Linked DNA regions of Homo sapiens: region 1 is linked to region 2. Evidence: chromatin contacts called from ENCODE Hi-C or POLR2A ChIA-PET data. All regions are on one chromosome and are shown on one strand. Each heading gives the region's core, a stretch centred on a gene start or an enhancer-like site at or near the end of the contact. The rest is flanking DNA. Distances are from core to core; before and after follow the strand shown.

Evidence for each region. A loop is a pair of places that touch in the nucleus more often than their neighbours do. ChIA-PET counts read pairs that join two places held with the same protein, here RNA polymerase II (POLR2A). Pooled maps may share reads with other maps.
Region 1: a pooled map shows a loop between it and region 2 (3-fold over the local background). The contact joins the promoter of CPLANE2 here to the enhancer-like site in region 2. A Hi-C loop is called at or near these places in 2 of 50 pooled maps. POLR2A ChIA-PET finds 5 or more read pairs at or near these places in 3 of 52 experiments (WTC11, activated CD4-positive, alpha-beta T cell and activated CD8-positive, alpha-beta memory T cell).

The regions. Positions count from the first base shown.
Region 1 is chr1:16,233,785-16,240,120 of GRCh38, forward strand. CPLANE2 (ciliogenesis and planar polarity effector complex subunit 2) reads right to left here and starts at 3,399. Exons shown (of 5, transcript NM_030907.4): 1 at 2,847-3,399. The coding sequence starts at 2,958. RefSeq lists an enhancer at 2,892-3,436 and a silencer at 3,277-3,456.
Region 2 is chr1:16,416,048-16,422,782 of GRCh38, forward strand. SPATA21 (spermatogenesis associated 21) reads right to left here. Exons shown (of 13, transcript NM_198546.1): 4 at 5,864-5,924; 5 at 5,462-5,510. Among named protein-coding and RNA genes, the nearest start is that of SPATA21, 18 kb to the right of the region's middle. Within about 2 kb of position 4,829, at least 5 of the 41 ENCODE cell types and tissues checked have a DNase peak (open chromatin) inside an H3K27ac peak, as active enhancers do.

The DNA.
Region 1 (6,336 bases), core at 2,149-4,648, 180 kb before region 2:
GGCAGGGTCAAGGGGTGCTGTGGTTTGAAGGTGTCCCCCAGAGTTCATGTGTTGGAAACTTAATCGCCAATGCACCAGTGTTAGGAAGTGGGGCCTAACACAAGGTGATCAGCTGCCCTCATAAATGGATTAATGTTGTTATTGAGGGAGTGGGTTTGTTATAAAAGCCAGTTTGGGCGCCTCTTGCTGTCTTGCTGTTGCCCTTCTGCCTTCTGCCACGGGATGACACAGCATGAAGGCCCTTTCCAGATGCTGCTGCCATGTTCTTAGACTTCCCAGCCTCCAGAACCATGAGCCAAATAAGCTTCTGTTCATTATAAATTACACAGAGGAGGCCTGGTGCGGTGGCTTACACCTGTAATCCCAGCACTTTGGGAGGCCAAGGCGGGCAGATCACCTGAGGTCAGGAGTTCGAGACCAGCCTGGCCAACATGGTGAAACTCCATCTCTACAAAAAAAAATACCAAAAATCAGCTGGGTGTGGTGGTGGGTGCCTATAATCCCAGCTTCTTGGGAGGCTGAGGCAGGAGAACTGCTTGAACCTGGGAGGTGGAAGTTGCTAAGCCGAGATCACACCACTGCACTCCAGCCTGGGCGACAGAGCGAGACTTTGTCTCAAAAAATAAATAAATAAATAACTTAGAGTGTGGTATTCTGTTGTAGCAGCATAAAATGGACTAAGACGCGGGTAAATCCTGCACTTGCCCCATCAGATCCTGGGCTGGACAGTCTCACTTATTTATTTTTACTTTTTTTCTTTACCTTCTATTTTTAATACGGATGGGGTCTCACTATGTTGCTCAGGCTGGTCTTGAGCTCCTGGGCTCAAGCAATCCTCCCACCTTGGCCTCCGAAAGTGCTGGGACTACAAGGCATGAGCCACCACATACAGCCAAGGACAACCTCATTTCTAATGGCTTCTTCAGGGCTAACCAACCATCTGTGGTTCTTTTTTGTTTTTTTTTGAGACGGAGTTTCGCTTTTGTTGCCCAGGCTGGAGTGCAATGGTGTGATCTCACTGCAACTTCCGCCTCCCGGGTTCAAGTGATTCTCCTGCCTCAGCCTCCCGAGTAGCTGGGATTATAGGCATGCGCCACCATGCCTGGCTAATTTTGTATTTTTAGAGATGGGGTTTCTCCATGTTGGTCAGGCTGGTCTCGAACTCCCAACCTCAGGTGATCTGCCTGCCTCAGCCTCCCAAAGTGCTGGGATTACAGGCGTGAGCCACCGTGCCCGGCCTCATCTGTGGCTCTTAATACTCAACCTAATTTTACAGAAGTCTGGGATACAAAGAGACTAGCCTAAGCATTATAGTCAGTCTGTTGATATTTATTTACTAGCTGCTCTCAGCGTTTGTTGTGGGGCCTGCATGACAACCACTGAATGATACATTCAGGTGCATAAACCCAGCTGTTAAAAAAAAACCCAAATGTCTGCAGTTAAAGTAAAAACACAAAAATTAAAAGCCATCACTGCCATTCCTCTAAGTTATGGCTGCTTAATCCTATCTGTGGCATAGATAATATGGTCAGTGGATTCTATGATGTTCCCAGAAAATCAGCTCAACCTTCACTCAATTCTCTTCCACTCAACACAACTAAATGCAAAATAAATACAATAACAGCCAACCTTCAGTGAACACCCACTGCATGCCAGAACCTGCTTGGTATGTTACAAACACCCTCCTTATTAATTTCCCCAGTAACTCTATGGGGTAAATACTGTGATTATCCCCATTTTACAGAGGTGGGACTTGAGGCTAGAGTTCACTTATTCCCAGCCATACAGCTAGCAGTGGTGGAGCCTGGGTCACTTGCCTGGGTATGTGTGACCCCAAATACAGTGTTGCCAGCCATCATGGGATTAGAGGGACAGTGGCCATATTAGAGGGTCTTTTTTTTTTTTTTTTTTTTGAGACGGAGTTTCACTCTTGTCACCCAGGATGGAATGCAATGGCTCGATCTAGGGTTGCTGCAACCTCTGCCTTCTGTGTTCAAGCGATTCTCCTGCCTCAGCCTCCCAAGTAGCTGGGATTACAGGTGCCCGCCACCACGTCCGGCTAATTTTTGTATTTTTAGTAAAGATGGGGTTTCGCCATGTTGGCCAGGCTGGTCTTGAACTCCTGACCTCAGGTGATTTGCCCACCTCGGCCTCCCAAAGTGCTGGGATTACAGGCCACTGCGCCCAGCCTTCTAGAGGGTCATTTTTTGAATTTAATATAATTTCTTTTAAAAAAACAAACAAACAGTTGACTTATTCACAAATTTTGGTTCTAGCTATCTCACTCTCTGGTCTTAAGTCTTCTGGCACCTTGCTTCTCCTGGCCAGAGCTGGGCTCCACAGCTGATTCCAGGCACCTCTGCCGGCCTGACAGCTGGGCCCTGCCTGGGTGAGTCAGTTTCACCATGGGGAACACCAGCGTCTCATCCCAGAGACAGCAGGACATGGAAGAGGCTCACCTCTATTTATTGGGGTGTGATCTTAGCCAAGTCTGTACCATGTGCTGTTGAGAGGTTAAATGGGCGTGCACTGTGTAACGTGCCCAACAGAGGGCCTGGCACCAGGGGAGTGCTCAATCAACTGCATCTCTGGTGACAGTGGTTGCTGGCAAGGTTTCTGCTGTTTCCATGTTCCTGGCTCTGACGATGGAATTAGCTCTAAGGAGATTTAGGTGTGGGGGTCCCAGAGCTAGGGCTTTCAGTCCCCCAGGCTGAAGACTGCTGAAGACTGCAGTGGAGCAGGCCCTCACTGCCCTGCCTCTCTGCTCTCCTCAGGGAGCAACAGGTGACACTCTTCTCCCCAGGGAAAGACAAGTGGCGGGCTAGAGGAAAGGGGGAGGCACTTACCAAACACCCGCCGGCGGTTCTTGCGCAGAATGCAAGCCAGGTACTCCTTGCCCTCGGCACTCTCGTGCCAGTTTGGGACAACCACCGAACCGGGCACGGGAGGTCTGGCCATGGCTGGGCACCGCGACGGGGTAGGGAGGTGACAGAATGCTGAGAGCAGGGAGTGGGAAGGGGAGTGACAGTACCAAGCCGGGCCTGTGATCCCTCTTAACTGCCCTCTGACTCTCCCGGGGGGCCCCAGAAAGTGCAGTCCCTCAGCCGCCTCTCTCCTTCGCAATGCTCCCTGGGGATAGTCATCCCATTACTGCCCATGGAGGGTATTCACACAGCCCCTCTCCCCTTGTCACCTCCGGGGGTCAGACAGCCCCGCTTCTCCTCTACCTTCTAGATCCCGACTCCCAGGGCTACCTAGCCCTCCCCGTCAGCAGTCCCGGCGGCGAACCGACCTGGGTGCCGAAGGCCCCTTTAAACGCCCACCCGCACTCCCGCCGCCCCAGCCCGCCGGGCCCACTTCCGCCCCGCCTGCGTCCGCCTTCTGCGCGTGCTGGCAGCTCCGGCGCAGGTGCGCGCGGCGCATGTGCGGAGGTTGTTGCCATGGAGACGCCGGAGGTTGGGTTGGGCGGGTTCCGGGAGGCGTTCGTCCCTCCTACAACGTCCGCAGCCTGCGCCGCGCGGTGGCTCTGGACTAGGCCTTTTCCTCTGGGTTGTGGATCCTCTTCTCTATGACTCCGTCCGATCCCTAGTCTTTCTTCCAAAACATCATGAAACCCCCCCTCCAGGAGCCTTTCATGCTTCTCTGTGTCTCAGTTTCCTCTTCTATAACGTGGACGTAACATGTTATTCCCTCCATAGCAGTGCTCCATATGTTTAGTTATGATTGTTGCTATTATTAATATTATTGCTCTATTAATCCTGCTTGGCAGGACCTCTAGATGACTTAAACATCTCTGGCTTCACTGATGGGGACACACACCAGCTCAGAGAGGTCAAGGGACTTGGCTCAAGTTTTAAAAAATGAGTCAGAGGCCCGCTGGATTGTATTTTTCATTCATTCATTCATTCAACAAATACTGAGCACCTAGCTGGGAATACAGTGGCCAACAAGAAGTCCCTGCTCTCCTGGAGCTGACTTTTCAGCTCTGAAACTCTGAGCTCCTCTCCACCGTTCCAGCACTGGACACCAGGCCTGTTACCCAGAAGGTGGGTGCTCAGTAAATGCCCACTGGTTGGAAAGAGTGCAGGTGGGTCATTACTGAGAGTTTGTCTATTACATTTAATTTTTACCATTATCTTTCCGCAATGCCTTCAAGTAGGGCAAATCACTGTTTTGAAAGGAATAATTTAGGAGTTAAGCTTTACCTAAGGCCACCCAAGTGCCAGACAGTGGGGACTTTACAGGGGTCACCTGATTTAATTCTATAAACAAACCTGTGTAAATAGTATTACCCTCTTGTACTGACGAAGACTCTCAGAAACATAACGTGACTTGTCTGAGGTCACACCGCACAGCTAGTCAGTGTGAAACCGACTCAGAACCCACAGCTGGCTGGGTGTGGTGGCTCACGCCTGTAATCCCAGCACTTTGGGAAGCTGAGGCGGGCAGATTGCTTAAGCTCAGGAGTTTGAGACCAACCTGGGCAACATAGTAAGACCCTGCCTCTACAAAAAAAAAAATACAAAAATTAGCCGGGCACAGTAGTGCACGCCTGTAGTCCCAGCTACTTGGAGGCTGAGATGAGAGGATTGCTTGAGCCCGGGAAATGGAGGTTGCAGTGAGCCGAGATCATGCCACTGCACTTCAGCCTGAGTGACAGAGCTAGGCCCTGTCAAAAAAAAAAAAAAAAAAAAAAAAAGAACCCACACTTACCTGACTCTAAAGTACTTATCTGTTCTGCCAGTTTGGGTTTTGTGTTTTTAAAACTTTGCCCCTAGCCACTAGGAGGGCTGTTCCTAGGGAAGCAGAAAGCAGCCAGAGGACTACGAACTCACAGATTTTTAAGGCCCATTATGTCTAAGAGAGGGGATGAGGATGTGTAAGACAAGGTGCTTTCTCTCAACTTGCTCACGCTGTGGCTAGGCAGAAAAACCAGATGAATAACCATTCCTACAGGATTCTGCAGGTGGAATCCTTTGCCCATACTCCCAGGTCACATGGTTCCCATTCCTGCAGCTGTCACATCTGCCCAGTCAGGGAGATTCACAGCTGTCCAGAGCTCTCTCCATGGGCCAGGAGTCACTCAGTGGCAGGGCTCTGATCTGAATTATTTCTGGATTTCCAGACTTCACATCCACCCATCTTTGGCTCGTGGAGGGCTCAGTGAGCGTGTGAGAAAATGAAGCAACTTGGCAGAATGAACGTGCCTGTTAATCTGCAACCCAGAGAAGATGTAAAGTCCTCTTGGGGCCATGTGCGGTGGCTCACGCCTGTAATCCCAGCACTTTGGGAGGCTGAAGCTGGTGGACCACTTGAGGTCAGGAGTTTGAGACCAGCCTGGGTAACATGGCAAAACCTTATCCCTAAAAATATACAAAAAAATGGCTGGGCGCGGTGGCTCACGCCTGTAATCCCAGCACTTTGGGAGGCTGAGGCGGGCAAATCACCCGAGGTCAGGAGTTCAAGACCAGCCTGGCCAACATGGTGAACCCTGTCTCTACTAAAAATACAAAAATTATCTGGCTGTGATGGCAGGCGCCTGTAATCCCAGCTACTCTGGAGGTTGAGGCAGAAGAATCGCTTGAACCTGGGAGGTGGAGGTTGCAGTGAGCAGAATCATATCACTGCACTCCAGCCTGGGTGACAGAGCTGAATAAATAAAATTATGTATTCAGTGGAAGGCTGATCAAGGACTCAAAAGAATGCAATCTTTTGTCTCCTATCTACTTTTTTTTTTTTTGAGACAGAGTCTCACTCTGTCGCCCAGGCTGGAGTGCAGTGGCACAATCTCGGCTCACTGCAACCTCTGCCTCTGAGGTTCAAGTGATTCCCCTGCCTCAGCCTCCCAGGTAGCTGGGACTATAGGCATGCCCCACCATGTCCGGCTAATTTTTGTTGTTGTTGTATTTTAGTAGAGACGGGGTTTCACCATGTTGGCCAGGATGGTCTGGATCTCCTGACCTCATGATCCGCCCACCTCAGCCTTCCAAAGTGCTGGGATTATAGGCATGAGCCACTGCACCTGGCCTTGTCTCTTATGTATTTCTAACCTGGAAGCCCCTGCTTCAAGCTGTCCTGTCTTACCAGACCAAACCAATGTACATCTTACACATATTGATTGAGGTCTCATGTCTCCCTAAAACTTAAATGCAAACTGTACCCCTGACCACCTTGGGTATATGTCTCAGGATTTCCTGAGGCTGTCACGGGCACATCCTTAACCTTGGCAAAATAAACTTTCTAAATTGACTGTGACCTGTCTCAGATATTTGGGGTTCACACATCCAACCCCGACATTCTGTGTCAGGGGCTGGGTAGGTCTGTGAGCCTGCAGAT
Region 2 (6,735 bases), core at 3,579-6,078:
CTGCATTGACCTCTGTGCAGCTCTTCTGTCACTGCTCTGCTACCCCCGAGCCTGCAGGGGCTCCCTGTGACTGTCACACCCATCCCTTCATCCATCTGTGCCACAAGTGCAGTCACGTGGGTACAGGGGTGCCTAGTGCCCAGCCTCGGGGTGCTCTAGTCTAGTATTTCTTCCTAGGCCCAGCTTTTTGCAAGGTGTTAAGAGTGTCATTGAAGTGCTAAGGCCAAATGCTTCACTCCACGACTGTGCAGGATGGGTCTCTGGTGCAGGTGGGCCTTGGACCCACCCAGTTCTCTCTCATTTCTCACTTGTAGTTCTGAAGATTACACAGTTAAAGAATGTGGTGGGGGCCGGGCACGGTGGCTCATGCCTGTAATCCCAGCACTTTGGGAAGCTGAGGCGGGTGGATCATTTGAGGTCAGGAGTTCAAGACCAGCCTGGCCAACATGGCGAAACTCTGTCTCTATTAAAAATACAAAAATTAGCCACACGTGGTGGTATATGCCTGTAATCTCAGCTACTTGGGAGGCTGAGGCGGGAGAATTGCTTGAACCCGGGAGGTGGAGGTTGCAGTGAGCTGAGATCACACCACTACAGCACTCCAGCCTGGGCGACAGAGAGAGACTCCATCTCAAAAAAAAAAAAAAAGAATGTGGTGGGAATGCAATATCCTAAGATAGGGAGGGACTGGCTGGAACACCCCAGGATCTGTTCCACTCCCCTGAGCCCCAGAAATAGGATGGCCTTCAAGGCTTTAGCCCAGCAAATCATGTCACCTTGATGTATAAAACCCAGGGTGTGCTGCTTTCTGCGGTCCCTCAGCAAGTGCGGCACACGCAGACAGGACTCCCTCTGTCCCAGACAGCTTTCCTGAGCCTTGGGGCCCAGGCTCACAGTGGATCCTAGGCTTCTATTGTCCTTTGTTGCCCATCTTTAGTAATAAACTCACTTTTATAACATGTATGCATGGGTATTCTGCCTCACTGGACTCAAGACAAGTTGGTAACCAGTACACGGTGAGCCTGCCTCACATCCTGGAGGCTTCATATCACAGCCAGTCTAGCTTTTCAGCCGCTCTGTCCATTGTATCCAATATGCTTGTCCCACGAGGCCCAGATGATGGCCCTCTCCATCGTCACTTTTCATTCACCTTCCTTCCCATCTCTGTAACTTTCCTTGTGATGGGTCTGCTGCCTGGCTGCCCTTTCTTTTCTTTGCCTTTTTTCTTTTGAGACGGAGTTTCACTCACTGCCTAGGCTAGAGTGCAATGGCAAGATCTTGGCTCACTGCAGCCTCTGCCTCCTGGGTTCAAATGATTCTCCTGCCTCAGCCTCCCAAGTAGCCGGGACTACAGGTGCCTGCCACCATGCCCAGCTAATTTTTTTGTGGGCTTTTTTTTTTTTTTTTTGAGACAAAGTCTCGCTCTTGTTCCCCAGGCTGGAGTGCGATGGCACGATCTTGGCTCACTGCAACCTCTGCCTCCCAGGTTCAAGCGATTCTCTCTTGAATAGCTGGGATTACAGGCACCTGCCACCACGCCTGGCTAATTTTTTTGTATTTTTAGTAGAGACGGGGTTTTTTTTCCCCATGTTGGCCAAGCTGGTCTCGAACTCCTGACCTCAGGTGATCCGCCCACCTCGGCCTCCCAAAGTGCTGGGATTACAGGCATGAGTCACCGTGCCCGGCCATTTTTTGTGTTTTTAATAGAGATGGGGTTTCACCATGTTGACCTGGTTGGTCTTGAACTACTGACCTCAGGTGATCCGCCCACCTCAGCCTCCTAAAGTGTTGGGATTACAGGCGTGAGCCACTCACTGCACCTGGCCCTGGGCGCCCTTTCTACTCCCTGGCTCTGTCTGTATTCCATTCCCTCTGTATGGCCTAATATCAGTCCTCCCTCTCCAGAAAGCTACCTGCTGGCCCCAGGGCTCCTCTGAGTGCCTGCAGGACTTCCTGTCCAGGACCTCTCATCTCTTGTGGTGCCACCAGCTCAGCTGCATCCTCCAGAGCAGGGAGCAGGGGCCCTCCCCGGCTTTCCTTGTCCTTTCTCTCCAAGCACTGGGCCTGGTATGCCACAGACACTCAGTATGTACTTGCAGAGCTAAATTGTGCCCTCTCCTCTTCTCCCCCACAGTATCCAGCCCACGCTTTGCATGGGGTAGGGATGGGGTAAAAGGCAGAAACACACAGGCAAGGAATAGTTCTTATTTCTCTCTCTCTTTTTTTTATTTTTATTTTTTTTGAGATGGAGTCTCGCTCTGTCGCCCAGGCCGGAGTGCAGTGGCGTGATCTCGGCTCACTGGAAGCTCTGCCTCCTGGGTTCATGCCATTCTCCTGCCTCAGCCTCCCAAGTAGCTGGGACTACAGGTGCCCGCCACCATGCCCAGCTAATTTTTTTGTATTTTTAGTAGAGAAGCGGTTTCACCTTGTTAGCCAGGATGGTCTCGATCTCCTGACCTCATGATCCTCCCGCCTCAGCCTCCCAAAGTGCTGGGATTACAAGCATGAGCCACCATACCCTCTCTTTTTTTTTTTTCCAAGACAGAGGCTTGCTCTGTTTCTCAGGCTGAAGTGCAGTGCCGCTATCTTGGCTCACTGCATCCTCTGCCTCACGGGTTCAAGTGACTCTCCTGCCTCAGCCTCCAAAGTAGCTGGGACAACAGGTGCACGCCACCATGCCCCACTAATTTTTGTATTTTGGCCAGGCTGGTCTTGAACCCCTGACCTCAGGTGATCCACTTGCCTCGGCCTCCCAAAGTGCTTGGATTACAGGGATAAGCCACTGCATCCGGCCTAGTTCTTATTTCTCATCTGACTTCTCACTAGTCTGGAGAGGTACCTCATCTTATTCCCATCCATTCATTTATTCAACACATTCCTGTTGAGTACCTACCACGTGCTGGGCATTGTTTGAGGCACAAAGCATAGAGGAGTAAGTCAACTAGCAAGGCTGCCCTCAGGGAGCTTGCGTTCTAGATAATGAATAGGTTGACAACTTAAAGATAATGTCGGAGGGAGAAAGTACTACAAAGACAATAAAACAGGACAATGTGATAGGCTGAGTGTGGCTGACAGGCTCCTTGAGATGGCTGGCCAGGGAAGGCCTTGTGGAAAAACTGATGTCGAAATTGAAAGTGAATGACTCAAGAGAGCCGTAAGACTGTCTATGAAGAGGAGTTCAGGCACAGGAACATTCAAAGGCCCTGGGGTGAGACTAGGCTTAGCATATCCAAGGGCTGGAGGTTAGACCAGAGTGGCTAGACATAGGGCTTTATGGCTCTTGGTGAAGATTTTGGATCTTATTCTAAGAAGATGAGGCTTGGACTAGGGTAATGAAAGAGGGAGTGGAAGGAAGGGACGGATTCAGGATTTATTTTGTAGGTAGCACTAAACAGGGCTTGTTGACACGTGAAAGGATTATAGAGGGAAAAGGAGGAATCAGAGGTGATTTTGAGCTGGGTTGCATGAGCCCCTTGGGTGAGAAAGGCAGTGTCATTTGCTGGGCTGAAGAAGACTGCTGTGGTCATGTTTGAGAAGTGAATTAGCCAGCCAGAGGGAATTCAAGTAGGCCATTGGATATATGAACATGGAATTTAAAGGCAAGGTCTATGGCTGGGCATGGTGGCTCACGCCTGTGATCCCAGCAGTTTGGGAGGCTGAGGCGGGCGGATCACCGGAGGTAAGGAGTTCGAGAGCAGCCTGACCAATATGGTGAAACCCCATCTTTACTAAAAATACAAAAATTAACCGGGTGAGGTGGTGCTTGCCTGTAATCCCACCTACTCGGGAGGCTGAGGCAAGAGAATTGCTTGAACCTCAGAGACAGAGGTTGCAGTGAGCTGAGATTGCGCCACTGCACTTCAGCCTGGGCAACAGAGACTCTGTCAATTCAAAAAAAGAAAAAGGCAAAGTCTCGCCTGAAGATATGGATTTGGGAATCATCAGAGGGACTGAATGAGATCATCCAGGGAGAGAATGGAGATGGGAGACCAGAGGGTGGAGCCCCGAGGGTGGAGAAGATGAGGAGGAACTAGGGAGGGAGACTGGGAAGGAGTTGCTAGTGACATGGGAGGAGAACCAAGGTAGGGCTGTCATGGAGCCTGGAGAAGGCAGCATTGAGGAGAGAGGGAGCCACTGTGTCTTCTGCTGTTGCGAGGTGGGCTCTGTAAGGACAGAGCTCTTCCATTTGATAAGCCAGATGGAGATTATGGAGACCCCGATAAAAGCTCTCATATGGGGATGTGTTGAGAAAAGACAAGCGGAGGAGGTGAGGGGGACAATTATTGAGGGATGGGGCTGCAAAGGGGAGCAAGGAAAGACGGCTTTTGACGCCAGGTATGTTTGTACACGCCTGTAGTCCCAGCTACTCAGGAGGCTGAGACTAGCTTGAACCCGGGAGGTGGAGGTTGCAGTGAGCCGTGATCACACCACTGCACTCCAGCCTGGGCAACAGAGACTCTGTCTCAAAAAAAAGGAAAGAAAGAAAGAAAGGCAGCTTTTGATATTGTGGAGGCTGAGCCATGTTTGTATGCTGATGGAATCGTCCTGTAGTAACGCAGAGAGGGATCATGTGGTGGGGGGAGGGGACGAGAGCTAATGAATAAATGGGGAGACAGCCATGGGAGCAGGGGCCCATCTTCACAGCTCCCATTGCAGCCAAATCAAGGCAGGGAGGGTGGTGGGTTTGGGGATGCTTCTTCTCATCTGATGCTTCTGTTTGTCAGTGACACATGAGTGAGATGAGGGGCGTGGGGGATGCTGTTGTGAAATGATGACCTGGAGCGGAGGGAGGGCGGTGTGGCCAAGGAAAAGTGAGACTTGCAGGCAGCATCTGACATGAGTGGTTAATGCTTGAAAGTGAAACCCATCAATAAGACAGGATGTTCTCCAACCGCATTAAGCTGCTCAACATGGGTACAAGGCTGAGTGAGTTTAGCCAGGGTGGGGTTTTGCCAATGAACAGAACAGGATGAGACAGGGCAGATGCTGGCAGGGCATGCATGCTAGTGACTGTGTATTTGCAGGTTGCCTGGTCAGGTCAAAGAACTAGGAAGTGGCAGAGCTTGGGGAGGGAAGGATGGCTGGGAGGGGTCGGGGAAGCCTCCCAGGTGTTCAGGGATGCTTTGGATTGTGTGGCTGTGGCCGAGGGCAAATGGGTGGAAGAAATCCATGCTGATGTGGAACAAGCCACCACCTGGGATGAACCCAAGGGCTCCAGAGTGTAAGAGCATTCTTGATGCCCACCCAGAATACACACACATGCATACACACAGGCACAGGCACACACACACACGTGTGCACATCCATGTGCACTTTAACACACAGCCACACACACCTTCCTTGGTTTGACTCCAAATAGGGGTTTGACGTGCCACATCCGCTTCTGCCCTCTTCCTCCTCCTGATCCCCCCTGCCTTTCTCCTACACAGCTCGTCCCCGTTCCCCCTATGGCCCTACTTACTGGTGGAGGAAGAGGCCCCGGTGCTGGGTGGGTCTCCACAGCCTCACCCCTGAATAGAAGAGAAACCCCCAGGTGGGGGAAGCGCTCAGCTGAAGGTTTGCCCCCCTGCCCTCCCCTCTCAGCCCCCAGGACACTCAGTTCCACCCCAGCCTCATCCCCTTGGCCTTCTCATCTCAGGGGGCTCCTTATGTCCCCACATCCTCATATATACAGGCTCACGGAACCAAGAATTCTGGTATTCCAGCCATTACACAGATGGGGAAATTGAGACCCAGCGGAGCATGACTTGCCCAAGGTCCTCTACCAGGTCAGGAGCAGTCTGGACTAGAATTCACCCCACCTGAAACTCAGCAGAAGAGCATCCTTGTTGGGGGCAGGGGATGGCACTGGATGATGACTTACCCTCCTTTTGCTTTTTTAGGTCCAGGCGTGGATGGCAGGAAGGGGTTGACTGTCTTTTCCTCTGGAGCCACGACGGACATTGGGGGCATTGCTTCCTGAGAGCTGTCCCCATGTCCCCCTGGGCTGGGCTCTGGCGGAGCCTCCTGTGGCCTGATGTGTGGGACACCTGCCTCCTTGGGGTGCTTGCCTCCCAGTGGCTGGCCATGGCTGGCCAAGCGGCAGCAAGGCTCTGCTGGCTGCACCATGTCTGCCTGGTGACTGGGGGTGGATTGATATCCGGAGCCCTGTCAAGGACAAGGACACCACGGCTGGGGAGCTCCATCCTCGTTCCCAGGTGAACCTCAATGCTCCAGGCGAACTGGAGACCAGTTATTACACACTTACTAGGGTCCCAGCACTTCAGGCATCATCTTACTTAATTCTCCTAGTGCCCCTAGAAGGTAGCACAGGTACTCCCACATTTTGAAGGGTGAGGAAATTGAAGCCCAGAGAAGGCGTGGCCTACCCAAAGAACCACACTTCCCTATGGGAGTGGAATGAGAGCCTGGAAAATTGAGAAGATCCCCTTTAAATAGGGTTTTCCTTTGTGTGTGTGTGTATTTTTTTTTTTTTTTGAGACAAGTCTCACTCTGTCACCCAGGCTGGAGTGCAGTGGCAAGAACACAGCTCATTGTAGCCTTGACCTCCTGAGCTCAAGGGATCCCCCTGCTTCAGCCTCCCAAGTAGCTGGGACTACAAATACCTGTCACCACGCCTGGCTGATATTTTTTAATTTTTGGTAGAGATGAGGTCTCACTATGTTGCTCAGGCTGGTCTTGAACTCCTGGGCTCAAGCATTCCTCCTGCCTCAGCCTCCCAAAGTGCTGGGATTA